Linked DNA regions of Homo sapiens: region 2 is linked to region 1. Evidence: read pairs that join two places in POLR2A ChIA-PET (ENCODE). Cell type or tissue: OCI-LY7. All regions are shown on one strand. Links, peaks and the distances in the headings refer to the core of each region. The heading gives the core; the rest is flanking DNA.

Region 1 (5,000 bases), core at 1-5,000:
GCTCAGGCAGCCTTGAAACTATTGACATGTTTGGGCTGCAATTCTTTGTTGTGGGAGAGGGCTGCACTGTGCATTGTATCATGCTTAGCTTCATCTCTGGCCTTTATGCACTACATGCCAGTAGCACTGCCCCCTACCCAGTTGCAACAACCAAAAATGTCTCCAGACATTGCCAAATACCCCCTGAAGGACAAAATCACTTTGAGAACCACTGCTCTAGCAATAATCACGTATGGCCTTAAACCCTTTCTTACAGAATTGGGCCACATTTTCCATTCAAAAGAGATTAGCTCTTTCATGTTTATGTACTGACACAAGTATGGTTCCAATGCCATACAACTGGGTCCAAGACAAATCATTCCAGGTTCTCATGTTTAGGTCAATGATATCTTACCACCTTTTCCAGAATTACTTCTAGGGTATGAATCTTGAGTTTGTAAGTATCCTTTTAAAAAGACTTACACTTCATGAAGGCAATTTGAAAGGAATATGGTACTGACCCTATAGTAAGAAGGCCATTCCCTATATGCACATGCCAATCTCTCATCAAGAGCTGAGTCAATTCCTTCACTCTTTGAATTTGAGCTGGCCTGTGATAACAGAAGGCTGGGCGCGGTGGCTCACACCTGTAATCCCAGCACTTTGGGAGGCCAAGGTGAGCAAATTGCTTGAGCTCAGGAGTTTTGAGACCAGCCTGGGCAACATGGCAAAACCCTGTCTCTCCAAAAAAAAAAAAAAAAAAAAAAAAAATTAGCCAGGCATGGTGGTGCATGTCTGTAGTCTCAGCTACTTGGGGGGCCAAGATAGGAGGATTGTTTGAACCCGGGAAGTTGAGGCCGCAGTGAGCCAAGATGGTGCCAATGCACTACAGCCTCAGGGACAAAGTGAGACCCTGGCTCAAAAAGAAAGAGAGAAAGAAAGCAAGAAAGAGAGAGAGCGAGAGAGAGAGAATAGGGGAGGGGAGGGGAGGGAATGCAACAGAAGTGAGGCTAGCCTTTAATTTTTTTTTTTTTCTGAGACAGAGTCTCGCTCAGTCATCCAGGCTAGAGTGCAGTGGTGCAATCACGACTCACTGCAACCTCCGCCTCCCAGGCTCAGGTGATCCTCCCACCTCAGCCTCCTGAGTAGCTAGGACTACAAGTGAACGCCACCATGCCTGGCTAATTTTTGTATTTGTATTTTTTTGTAGAGACGGGGTTTTGCCATGTTGCCATGTAGAGACTCACAAATGGTCTCAAACTCCTGGGCTCAAGTGATCCACCCACCTTGGCCTTCCAAAGTATGGGGATTACAGGCATGAGCCCCCACAACTGGCTGAGGCTAGTTTTTAAGAGAACTGAGGGAGGCTGAGGTGGGCGGATCACGAGGTCAGGAGATCGAGACCATCCTGGCTAACCCGGTGAAACCCCATCTCTATTAAAAATACAAAAAAATTAGCCGGGCACGGTGGTGGGTGCCTGTAGTCCCAGCTACTCTGGAGGTTGAGCCAGGAGAATGGCGTGAACCTGGGAGGCGGAGCTTGCAGTGAGCCGAGCTCTCGCCACTGCACTCCAGCCTGGGCGACAGAGTAAGACTCCGTCTCAAAAAAAAAAAAAAAAAAGAAAACTAAAATGTTAGGCCAGGCGCAGTGGCTTACGCCTGTAATCCCAGCACTTTGGGAGGCCGAGGCGGGCGGATCACAAGGTCAGGAGATTGAGACCATCCTGGCTAACACGGTGAAACCCTGTCTCTACTAAAAATACAAAAAATTAGCCAGACATGGTGGCAGGCGCCTGTAGTCCCATCTACTCAGGAGGCTGAGGCAGGACAATGGTGTGAACCCGGGAGGCGGAGCTGGCAGTGAGCCGAGATCACGCCACTGCACTCTAGCCTGGGTGACAGAAAGACTTCGTCTCAAAAAAAAAAAAAGAGAACTGAGAGTTTCTACTTTTCTTCTCTTGGAAGGCTCACTCTTGCGATTTCCCCTCTCAGAACTCAGCCACCATGTTGTCAGAAGCCTGAGCCACATGGGCATGGAGAGACCACAGGTGGCCACTTCAGCTGACAGCCCAGCTGGGCTCCCAGCTGATGACTAGCATCAACTATCAGCCATGTGAATGAGCAGCCTTGAACATTCCAGACCATTCAAGCCCCCAAGTGACTGCAGCCCCAGCCAATATCACATGGACCATAAGAACCACTCAGCTGAAGCACATCAACCCACAAAATTGTGAGAGAGAACATAATGGTTGTTGTTCCACACCACTAAATTTTGGGGTAGTTAGGCAGCAAGAGATAACCAAAACAAGGCCTCTGATTCAACTGCTGTTGATGACAGAGAACAGAGGGTCATATCTACATGTATAATAGGCATAGAGCCTAAGCAGTAGCCCAGGAAATAGTGAACAAAGAGGCCTGGGACACTGGCAAGCCTAGGACTGCAGGTATCAGTGAAATCAAGTGACTGGATGTTCATGAGTAGCAAAGGCATTATAAATGTGACTTATTAAACAAGTTAGACATGTCTCCAGTCAAATATGATTTGACTAAACATACAATTTTACATGCCCATCACTGTCACAGATACTATAATACTGTGTCTAGTAAGTAAGTAGGGACAGTGTGCTGGGACTGGGACTATATGGGACTTCACACATATTCTTCTTCTTCTTTTTTGAGATGGAGTCTAGCTCTGTCACTCAGACTGGAGTGCAGTGGTATGTTCATAGCTCACTTGCAGCCTTGACCTCCAGGACTCAAGCAATCCTCCCACCTCTGCCTCTTGAGTAGCTGGGACTACAGGCACTCGTCACCATGCCCAGCTTATTTTGTTTATATTTTGTAGAGATGGGGTCTCACTATGTTGCCCAGGCTGATCTTGAACTCCAGAGCTCAAGCCATCCTCCTAACTCAGGCTCCCAAAGTGTTGGGATTACAGGCATGAGCCACTGTGCCCAGCCCACACACATTATTCTTAATCCTCACAAGAGTATAAAATGTAAGCATACTAATCACTCCCTTGCTCCCCTCTCCCTCTTTCCTTTCCTAATTCCTTTCCTTCCCCCTTTTGTTTTTCCTTATTTCATCAAGAAGAGTAGTTTTAAATTTTTAAAATCACAGCATCCATTGTTAGATGAATAAAGCTTCCTATCATTACTTTGGAGCAAAAGATAGAATCCAGAGCTCTGGGTCTGTTTTTCTTCCAATTCTTCCTAATATGCTGAGAGATATGCAATAATACTTCTCATTTTCCTGGCTAGTTAGAAACAACTTCAGCTTCTCATGCCTGTTGAAGGTTGAGTTAATATTTGAAAAGTGATATGCCGATTTACAGTCTAAAACTGTAGACTGTAAAACTGCAGCCAATTATCCTTTAACTCACCTCTCCACCTTTTTTTTTTTTTTTTTCTGAGACAGGGTCTTGTCCTGTTGTCCAGGCTGGAGTGCAGTGGTGCAATTATGGCTCACTGCAACCTCCGCCTCTTGGGCTCAAGCAATCCTTCCACCTCAGCCTCTAGAGTAGCTGGCACTATATGCGCATGCCACTCTGCCTGGCTAATTTTTTGTATTTTTTTGTAGAGATGGGGTTTCTCCATGTTGCCCAGGCTGGTCTCAAACTCCTAGACTCAAGTGATCCACCCGCCTTAGCCTCCCAAAGAGCTGGAATTACAGGCATGAGCCACTGCGCCCGGCCTCATCTCCCCCCTTTCTAACTCACGCTGAAAATGTTTCAAATTCAAATTTAGGGAATTCGCTATGGGTTTTAAAAAAGAGATAAAGCAATGGAAAACCATAGGGTGCCTTTCACATAGACCACAAAAGAAAAAACTCTAGAGGGGCAACTCAAATCATAGTTTAGCAATTATCTGTTTCTTATTATGATTTTTCTATGCCTTTTTATAGTAATATATTAATAACATTAATAACTATGACCAATAGTTCAATTAAAAAAATACTTTAGATAATTTTGAGAGTGCTCACAGTAAGAAAACTCTGAGGTCTTGTAATAAACAGCTATAAAAATGTTTCCTCTAAGATCTGATTAAAATTTGGATTATTGCTCTTTTGCTTTGGTAAATGTATAACAACATTCTAATTTCTATTCCTTAAGTAATGATTTCTAGCACCACCCAGAATGTAATAGCTTCAACAGCTAATCTTTACATAGAGAATTCTGATGTGGAGAAATAAGTAGATATCTACTGTTCCGGAATAGATGATATTTTCTTTCTTTCTTTTTTTTTTTTGAGACAGAGTCTCGCTCTGTTGCCCAGGCTGGAGTGCAGTGGTGCGATCTCGGCTCACTGCAAGCTCTGCCTCCCGGGTTCTGGGTTCATGCCATTCTCCTGCCTCAGCCTCCCGAGTAGCTGGGACTACAGGTGCCCGCCACCAAACCCGGCTAATTTTTTTTTTGTATTTTTAGTAGAGACGGGGTTTCACCGTGTTAGCCAGGATGGTCTCGATCTCCTGACCTCGTGATCCACCTGCCTCGGCCTCCCAAAGTGCTGGGATTACAGGCATGAGCCACCACACCCGGCCAATAGATGATATTTTTTGTAATGAGTTTGTTCATTTCTATTTGTTCTGTGTAGTTATGAAACTTACACAGCCTGATTTTTTTTTTTTTTTTTTTTTTTGCGAGACCAGAGTCTTGCTCTGTCACCCAGGCTGGAGTGCAGTGGCATGATCTCAGCTCACTGCAACCTCTGCCTCCCGGGTTCAAGCAATTCTCCTGCCTCAGCCTCCCAAGTAGCTGGGATTACAGGCACGTGCCACCACATCCAGCTAATTTTTTGTATTTTTAGTACAGAGGGGGGTTTTGCCATATTGGCCAGGCTAGTCTTGAACTCCTGACTTCAAGTGATCTGCCCACCTTGGCTTCCCAAAATGCTGGGATTACAGGGATTAGCCACCATGCCCAGCCTATACAGCCTGATTTTATCACTTTGGTTTTGCGTGTGTGTGTGTGTTTTTTGTTTTGTTTTGTTTTTGTTTTTTTTGAGACAGAGTCTCACTCTATC
Region 2 (8,016 bases), core at 1,464-6,463, 230 kb after region 1:
AATGCTGGCTGGGCACAGTGGCTGATGCCTGTAATCCCAGCACTTTGGGAGGCCGAGATGGGCAGATCACCTGAGGTTGGGAGTTCAAGACCAGCCTGGCCAACATGGTGAAACCCAGCCTGTACTAAAAATACAAAAAATTAACCTGGCATGGTGGCCCGCGCCTGTTATCCCAGCTACTTGGGAGACTGAGGCAATTCAAGAATTGCTTGAATCTGGGAGGTGGAGGTTGCTGTGAGCTGAGATCATGCCACCGTTTTCCAGCCTGGATGACAGAGTGAGACTCAGTCTCAAAAAAAAAAAAAGAAGGAAAGATTTGATGGTGATTTTATGTAACACTTGAAAGAAGTGTATCAGCTGAGTGTGGTGGCTCATACCTATAGTCCCACCTACTTGGGAGTCTGAGGCTGGAGCTTTGCTGGAGCCCAGGAGTTTGAGGCTACAATGAGCTATGATCCGTCCAGTGCACTCCAGCCTGGGTGACAGAATTGGACTCTATCTCTTTTAAAAAATAAATAAATAAAAAAGTATCAGTTTCCACCCTTGCATACCAACTTGTCTTCCTTAACTCCTTATTTTTTTTTTTAATCCAGTTAGAGTCTGTTTTTTAGCTGTTAGTATTTTCAGCAACTGCAACTTGGACATTTTTAATCAATAACCTGAGATTTTTCTCCCCTATTCCTCTGTACTTGTCTGGACCGCCTCACATTCCAAAGTGAAACTAGGGGGAAAATGGAGGAACATCTCATTTTTTAATTTCCACTTTTTCCACAGTGTACTCCATATGCCCTCAACTTTGCCTTGTAAAAAATAGTTCGGGAAGTAAACTTGGTTAGTCAGTGTTTAGCTTTATTACTTATATGAACTAACATCTATTCTAAGGTGTACTTTTAAAATATTTTAGCCTCTTGGAAATTGGAATGGGTTTACAACTTAGCTTTGAGTCATAATTTAATTGACAGCTTATTTCCCCCTCTTAGTGGTATATAAAATAATGCATTTTAAAATTCATGACATCTTGAATTGATCATAATTTTAATGTTTAAAATGTTAGTAGATTGTTTTATCTTTCTGTTGAAAATATGATATTTATTAATATTATTAGGCTATAGTTTATAATTAATTTGGAACCAGTTTTACTGTCATAGCTAGTCTAAACATCATTTCATTAGCTATAAACGTGATGGCTTCGTCACCCAGGCTGGAGTGCAGTGGCAGGATCATAGCTCACTATAGCCTCAACCTCCTGGGCTCAAATGATCCTCCTGCTTTGGCCTCTCAAGTAGCTGGGACCACAGGCATGTGTCATCATACCTGGCTAATTGTTGTATTTTTTGTAGAGACGGGATCTCACTATGTTGCTCAGACTGGTTTCGAACTTGTGGGCTCAAGCGATCCCCTCACTTGGCCTCCCTAAGTGCTAAGATTACAGGCATGAACCATCATGCCGGTGTGATGACCCTGTTAAATTTTTTTTTTTTTTGAGATGGAGTTTTGTTCTGTCACTCAGGCTGGAGTGCAGTGGCATGATCTTGGTTCACTGCAACCTCCACCTCCTAGGTTCAAGCGATTCTCCAGTTTCAGCCTCCCGAGTAGCTGAGATTACAGGCGTTTGCCACCATGCCCAGCTAATTTTTGTAATTTTAGTAGAGATGGGGTTTCGCCATGTTGGCCAGGCTGGTCTTGAACTTCTTACCTCAGGTGATCTGACTGCCTCAGCCTCCCAAAGTGCTGGCATTATAGGCGTGAGCCACTGCACCCTGCCAATAATTTTTAGATATGTGCTTTTTGAGAGAGGATTTCATTAAGCCTTTTTCTTCCATATTCTAATGAAATCCTTTATAACTCACAGGGATCACATTTTCAGATGTGTTATTTTAATTATTATTGGCTTATTTTAATGTTAAATACATATCTATGAAGATGTTTCGGTCTGTTATTGGCTTATTACTTAAACCTCATGATGAATTTTGGGATTAAGTTTTGTCTTCTACTAAAATTATTTTCTATAAGGATTATGGTTGTCTAAAACCAAAAAAATTAGAAAGCTACAACTTAAAATGTTTAATAGTTAGAACTACTTGGGAATGGTAGGGTTTGTCCTCTTTGGTAGAAAGGGTTTTGGTATTGTCTTGTTTAAAATAAGAGGTGCTAAGTTTCCCGCTTCGGAAGTCTGCAAGGAAGTAGGCTTCCTCGCCAGACTCTTGAACTCCTTTGACTCTAGTCTGTGATCCATGTGTATTCCCAAGTTGAGTTCTACCCCTTGACAATTTAGAGCCAGTGTAAGGGGTAGAAATGCACCCATCTTTTCAGTAAAGTAGTGTTACAGAATTTTCAAACCTTGCTTCCTTCTATCGCAGCTGGCCTTTCAGAAAAGGTACATATTTGTATGTCAGTTTATGACATACAGACTTTAACTGAATTAATTCATAGGGGTGAGTGGATCTGCCTTTTTCTTTCTTTCTTTCTTTTTTTCTTTAAATTAATTTCAGTCCTGCTCCTTCTGTGTGGATCTGCTTTTTAGAAATTTGGCTTTAACTATAATTCATGTCTTCCTCATTTGTTTGGCTTTCATTAGGAAACCGGACATGAGCATCATCTTTTTCCTGTTTCTGTTGTCTCTGTCTGTTCATCAGCAGTTATGGCTTCCTCTTTCATTCCGTACTGACATTTTGCTGAGAAAGGCTGTACAGTGGACTGCTCAGGTGCCCTAAGGAGCCGAGCTAAGGCACTTTGCAGCTTATTCCTTCCCTCACTGAATCTTTCATGTTAGCTGTGCAGCTAAGGTTTGCAGGGGCAGTGGGCAGCAATGTGTGGGATCCCTGAGCTTGGGGCTTTTGTTGGGTTCCTTTTCTGCCAATAGCAGTTGCAGAAGTAACAGCCCCGAAGGCTGTCTCACTGCCACTGCGGTGCCTCTGAGTGTTTTGAAGTGAATCTGTGTCCGTTTTTTTTTTTTTTTTTTTTTGCCAGGAAAAAGTAGCTGTGCTTTTGCAAAAGAGAAAACCCATTGTTTTAAGAGAATACATTACTTTTTAGAAAAAGTTTGTACAGGTCTGTAATTTTATAGTGAACAAAAATTTCTTACGTTCTTGCAGTTTGAGAGGTACTGTGTACCAGGCAATGTTTTTCAAATACTTGCTTCCTTCTGTCAGGGTGCAGCCTTTGTAGAATTTGACGTACACCTTTCAAAGGACTTTGTGCCCGTGGTATATCATGATCTTACCTGTTGTTTGACTATGAAAAAGGTACGTTGAAATTTCTTCATTTCAAACTCTTAATGTTAAGTAAAAGGTTTAAAAACTAGGAAGTTTTTTTATATTTTTAATTACTTATTAAATAGAATTGGTTAATTCATTTTCTTGGTGAATTACTGCCAGTCCTTCCCTCTCATGCTCTTGCAACATTGAGACAGTGATGAGTTGGGAATACTGCCTTCCTAGAGTAGGGTCTCTATTGCTGAAAATACTTTATTATGTTACAAAAAAGGGACATTCCAGGTGGTTTCTGTAGCGGTCTGTCTATGCTACTATATTGAGGCAAGAGAGGAAGATATCATAGTGTTTGTTTTCTAGGATTCCAGCTGTTTCTGCTTCAAGCTTCTTCAATTAATAAGGCTAGTGAGCCACAGTGAAAAATTCAAAAAGAGGTTTGGAGTTAGATGGTGGAGGGCCTCAGTGAAGAGGTTTAGACTCAAGAACTAGGGGGGTAGGAAATACTTTTTAGCTGAAAAGGGAAATGTTCAAGACTAATGTTTTGGTAGCTGATGAAATAGGAATTTCAGAGGACAGAGACTGCAGGCAGGGCGAGCAGCAATGTGGGCTACAGGAAAGGTAAGCCTGAATTGGAGTAGGGGACCAGAAGAATGGAGAAGAGGGCATAATGGCGGGGGGGGATCCAGAATGAGATTTAAAAACTTACATAGCTGTAAAAAAACTGTAATTGTTTTTGTACAAACATAATCATGATAATGATATAGTCCCTAAACGTCAGTATACTATGTAACCAAGTGATTTCTCGGGGACTTAGACTCTAAAACTGTGTTGGGTATTAATTTCCAACTGAGTTGATTTAAAGTTAGTCTAGTTGGCTAGCATCACTGTACCAGATACTGTCTGTTGTATTAAAGAGTGTGACAAAGACCCTGGCACCACCTGCTGGTGAATTTTAATCAGAGTTCCTAGGGGTTGGATTATTATGATGTATATATTATGTATAGGAAAGGACCCTTTTGTTTCTGCGAAATGGTATTAGGAGAAAGAAGGAAGAAAGGAAGGAAGGGGAGGGGAGGGGAGGAAGGGAGGAAAGGAAGGAGGTGCATCTATTCAGATTACATGAGTAGAGTGACCAAACACATGGAACAGGTTGTTTTAGTCATGGAAGAACATTAATGAAAAGATAAATGAGAAAGAGTGAAGTGATAAATGATCTTATTAGCCAAGATTGAGATTAATTGATCTAGCTGCAATTTATTTATTTATTTATTTGAGACCGAGTCTCGCTCTGTTGCCTAGGCTGGAGTGCAGTGATGTGATCTTGGCTCAACCTCCACCTCCTGGGTTCAAGCGATTCTCCTGCCTCAGCCTCCTAAGTAGCTAGGACTGCAGACTCCTAAGTAGCTGGACCAAGCCCAACTAATTTTTGTATTTTTTAGTAGAGACGGGGCTTCACCATGTTGGCCAGGCTGGTCTCAAACTCTTGACCTCAGGTGATCCGCCCATCTCAGCCTCCCAAAGTGCTGGGATTACAGATGTGAGCCACTGCACCCGGCCAAGCTACAGTTTACTTCTGAAAATCAATGAGAGTTCAAATATTACTAATGCCCCATTTTCACCAGGCTATATCTTGATCTGAAGTTGAACCTGAATGAGTTAATTGAGAAATGAAAGCAATGAACTTTTATACTGAATTTTGATTTTTAAGCTGGTGTTTTTCTTATAAAAACAATTCATCTTCATTAGAAAAAAAAAAAGTATTTCAGAAGATTATGAAATGAGAAATAAATCTTTCCTGTTTTTCCTTGTTCTTACTGTCTTACTTTTAATAGTTTCTTGTGTATTCCAGAAAAACTTTATGCATGTACAGGTTCATACCAATGCATATGAATGAATATATATGTGATGGATTTTAGTATATATATATACTAAGTATATATATATATATACTAAGTATATTTGTTGGACAGATGATTTATTGGTGATACCTTAATTCATTTCCTGTAGAAGTGCCTTCAACAGAGTGACATTGATCATTTGATAGACATTAAAACCTAATACAACAGATTTGCTTGTGGGGGAAACATGGTAGCTCAGAGTGCTTAAGTATTATGGTTTATAGCTAATCAGACAATTTTTTCATGACATTTGGTGTGTCTGCTGTTTTTAATCAGATGTTTAAAAGTCTTCGAAAAGATTAGAAACTTACAGAAATAAATTTTATATAGTACTTTCATATTGATTTCTAGTCACGTAGTATGGATAAGTATCAAAGAAAATGTATAGACAGCATAACAGGAAGTAGGGGAGATGACTGACTTCTGGTTCTATCCTCAGCTGTCTTCAGCGCTACAGCTTTCTGCCAGCTGCATTTTCCTTCCAGGTATTCTACACTGCAATAAAAATGAAAGCCAGAATATAAGGGCTGGGAGGTGGTGTTAGGTTAGAAGGGCTGTCCTGCATGGGCTCAGTATGGCTACTAACAGTTATTCTCATTGTTGAGTAAATAGAGTTGCTAGGCCTGTCTAGTGTAAGCATTCAGTAATAATTTAGGGCTTACTTTTCTCTTAATTTTCTTTATTCTTTCTTTTTCTTTCTTTCTTTTTTTTTTTTTTTTAGAAATTTGATGCTGATCCAGTTGAATTATTTGAAATTCCAGTAAAAGAATTAACATTTGACCAACTCCAGTTGTTAAAGGTAGTAATAATAACATGAAATGTAAATTATCCCTTAGCTTTAGGACTATTGTACTTGCTTGTATATGGTTATGTTCTCTTTGCACATGGGGATGACTGTTAAATTTAATGTGTAGACTATGTGCTTTGGTATTCTGTTCTGTTTGGGAGAAGGGTTCTGTATCGATCCAGCTGTCTTCTCCAACCATTTCCATGGACCCCACTGGTTTTTGTATTTATGAAGGAACGAACTAGACCATAAGTTTTTGTAGGCCATAGTGGCTAGCCCTTCTCATTCATAATCTTTAGGTTGCTTCTGTTCTGCAGTAGCCCTTCTTCATATAATGGTCATTATTTTACAATAGGCCTTTTATGCAATAGTTGGTAAATATATGTTAATTTCCAATACCTTTGAATATTTTGTATCATGTAATTTTACATGGTACCTCTTCCTGTCCCTATTAGGAACCTAAATAAATGCATGATTCCCTATTAACAGTTATCTAGTGAAGAATTTTTATATTCTTCCCTAATTGAGTATTTGATCATTATCTTAAATGTGTATGCACATATAAAATATATATAGTGGCTAGTGCTTATTCTTATTAAACTGATAGTTCTACGTTTTATAGGCTTTTTTATCTTGCTAGTTTTTCAGGATATTTTCTGTTAACCATCTCTTCATAAGCTAAGGCTTCCTTTCTGATTTCATTTTGTTTGTGTGCTTTCTAGCTCACTCATGTGACTGCACTGAAATCTAAGGATCGGAAAGGTATGTACCAATATGGAAACACTGTTTTCCTTTTGTAGTTAGCATTAATAGGATTTTTAAAATCGATTTTAGCACATACTTGATACTTGGTCATTTTTATGAGTATAATACTGGGCCTTCTAAATGTAATTTTATAGTTCGGAAATGAATTTGCATTTGTTTTCTACTAAATATATATCATGTGTATAGTAACCATTGCATTGCTTTTCTTAGCTTGATGATCAAAGTGTTAATACTTATCAATCTTTCCAAACATTCTTAACCATTACAAAGTAGAAAGTAAATCAACTATAGAATCCGGCTACAGGGTCAATTTGAACCAGCTCTTCATTTACCTGTTATGACCGTGGGCAAGCTTTGTCCTGCCTACCACATCCCTTTATAATTTCACTTCACTTTTCTACTCCCATAGAAATTAATGGCTGTGCCATTCATATGAGGCTTATTGTATTCATTTTAAATCCTTTATTTTCATATATGTCCTGTCTTTTCAACTAGAGTGTTAGCCCCTCAGGGGTAGGAAAATGTTTTTATATTCCCAGAGACTGATGGTGCTGTACATATAGTAGGTGTACTATAGATATAGGTGTTTATCTGTAATTGTGATAACCATACAGTTTTAATATCTTTATAAAGATTGTGAAGTGCTTAAGACCAAAGATTATCCCCACCCAGAGCATAAACGTAACTATATAGGCTTATAGATATTTTATGAGTCTTAGTAATAAAATGAATTTTACCTTTAGTTTATTCTGCTGGAAAATTATACATGATTTTGTCTTTGAATTTGTAATACAGGTTTTGTATGTGTGTTTTTAAGAAAAACTTGATATTTTAATTTTTTCCACTTTTGGAAAATAATTCTTTTTTTTAGTCTATATTGATTAATTGATAATAACAAAAGCACAATAGTTGCTGTATATTCTCTTAATTTGTAATTTCTGAGCTGATTTTAGTATTTCAAATAGTAGTCTTAGCAAAATCACACAACTCTTAATTCTCTGGAGAAATAGCAAAATCACAGCTTGTGACTACTTTTTAAAGAGTAGTACTTTAGTACAAATTTTATAAGAAAATAATCACTCTTGGGTCTACAGACTGGTGTCTATTAATCGTTGCAAACTGGTTTTCATGATGCTTATTTAGAAAATGGGTTTTTGATGTTTAATACATACAAGAGCCTTTAAAAAATACTATATATAGGGGCTGGACACGGTGGCTCACTCCTGTAATCCCAGCAGTTTTGGAAGCCAAGTTGGGAGAATTGCTTGAGGCCAGGAGTTCAAGATCAGCCTGAGCAACTAGACCTCATTTCTACAAAAAAATTTTTAAAATGAGCTGGATGTGGTAGTGCATG

The links. Peaks named below come from ENCODE experiments on the same cell type or tissue, not always from the same donor. Only the 100,000 strongest peaks of a DNase experiment are listed, where the experiment ranks them.
Region 2: POLR2A ChIA-PET joins it to region 1 with 5 read pairs; 12 of 35 experiments call an interaction of 5 or more read pairs at or near these places.

The regions. Positions count from the first base shown.
Region 1 is chr20:5,795,218-5,800,217 of GRCh38, reverse strand. All of the region lies in intron 2 of SHLD1 (shieldin complex subunit 1), which reads right to left. Among named protein-coding and RNA genes, the nearest start is that of SHLD1, 47 kb to the right of the region's middle. RefSeq lists an enhancer at 1,896-2,095. In OCI-LY7, for the core only: no CTCF peak of the experiment used is centred there; a DNase peak (open chromatin) is centred at 2,007; H3K4me3 peaks cover 1,096 bases; H3K27ac peaks cover 4,903 bases.
Region 2 is chr20:5,565,376-5,573,391 of GRCh38, reverse strand. GPCPD1 (glycerophosphocholine phosphodiesterase 1) reads left to right here. Exons shown (of 20, transcript NM_019593.5): 12 at 3,153-3,245; 13 at 5,832-5,909; 14 at 6,620-6,659. Among named protein-coding and RNA genes, the nearest start is that of GPCPD1, 42 kb to the left of the region's middle. In OCI-LY7, for the core only: CTCF peaks have their summits at 3,947 and 4,153 (motif pointing left); DNase peaks (open chromatin) are centred at 2,651 and 4,131; H3K27ac peaks cover 2,322 bases.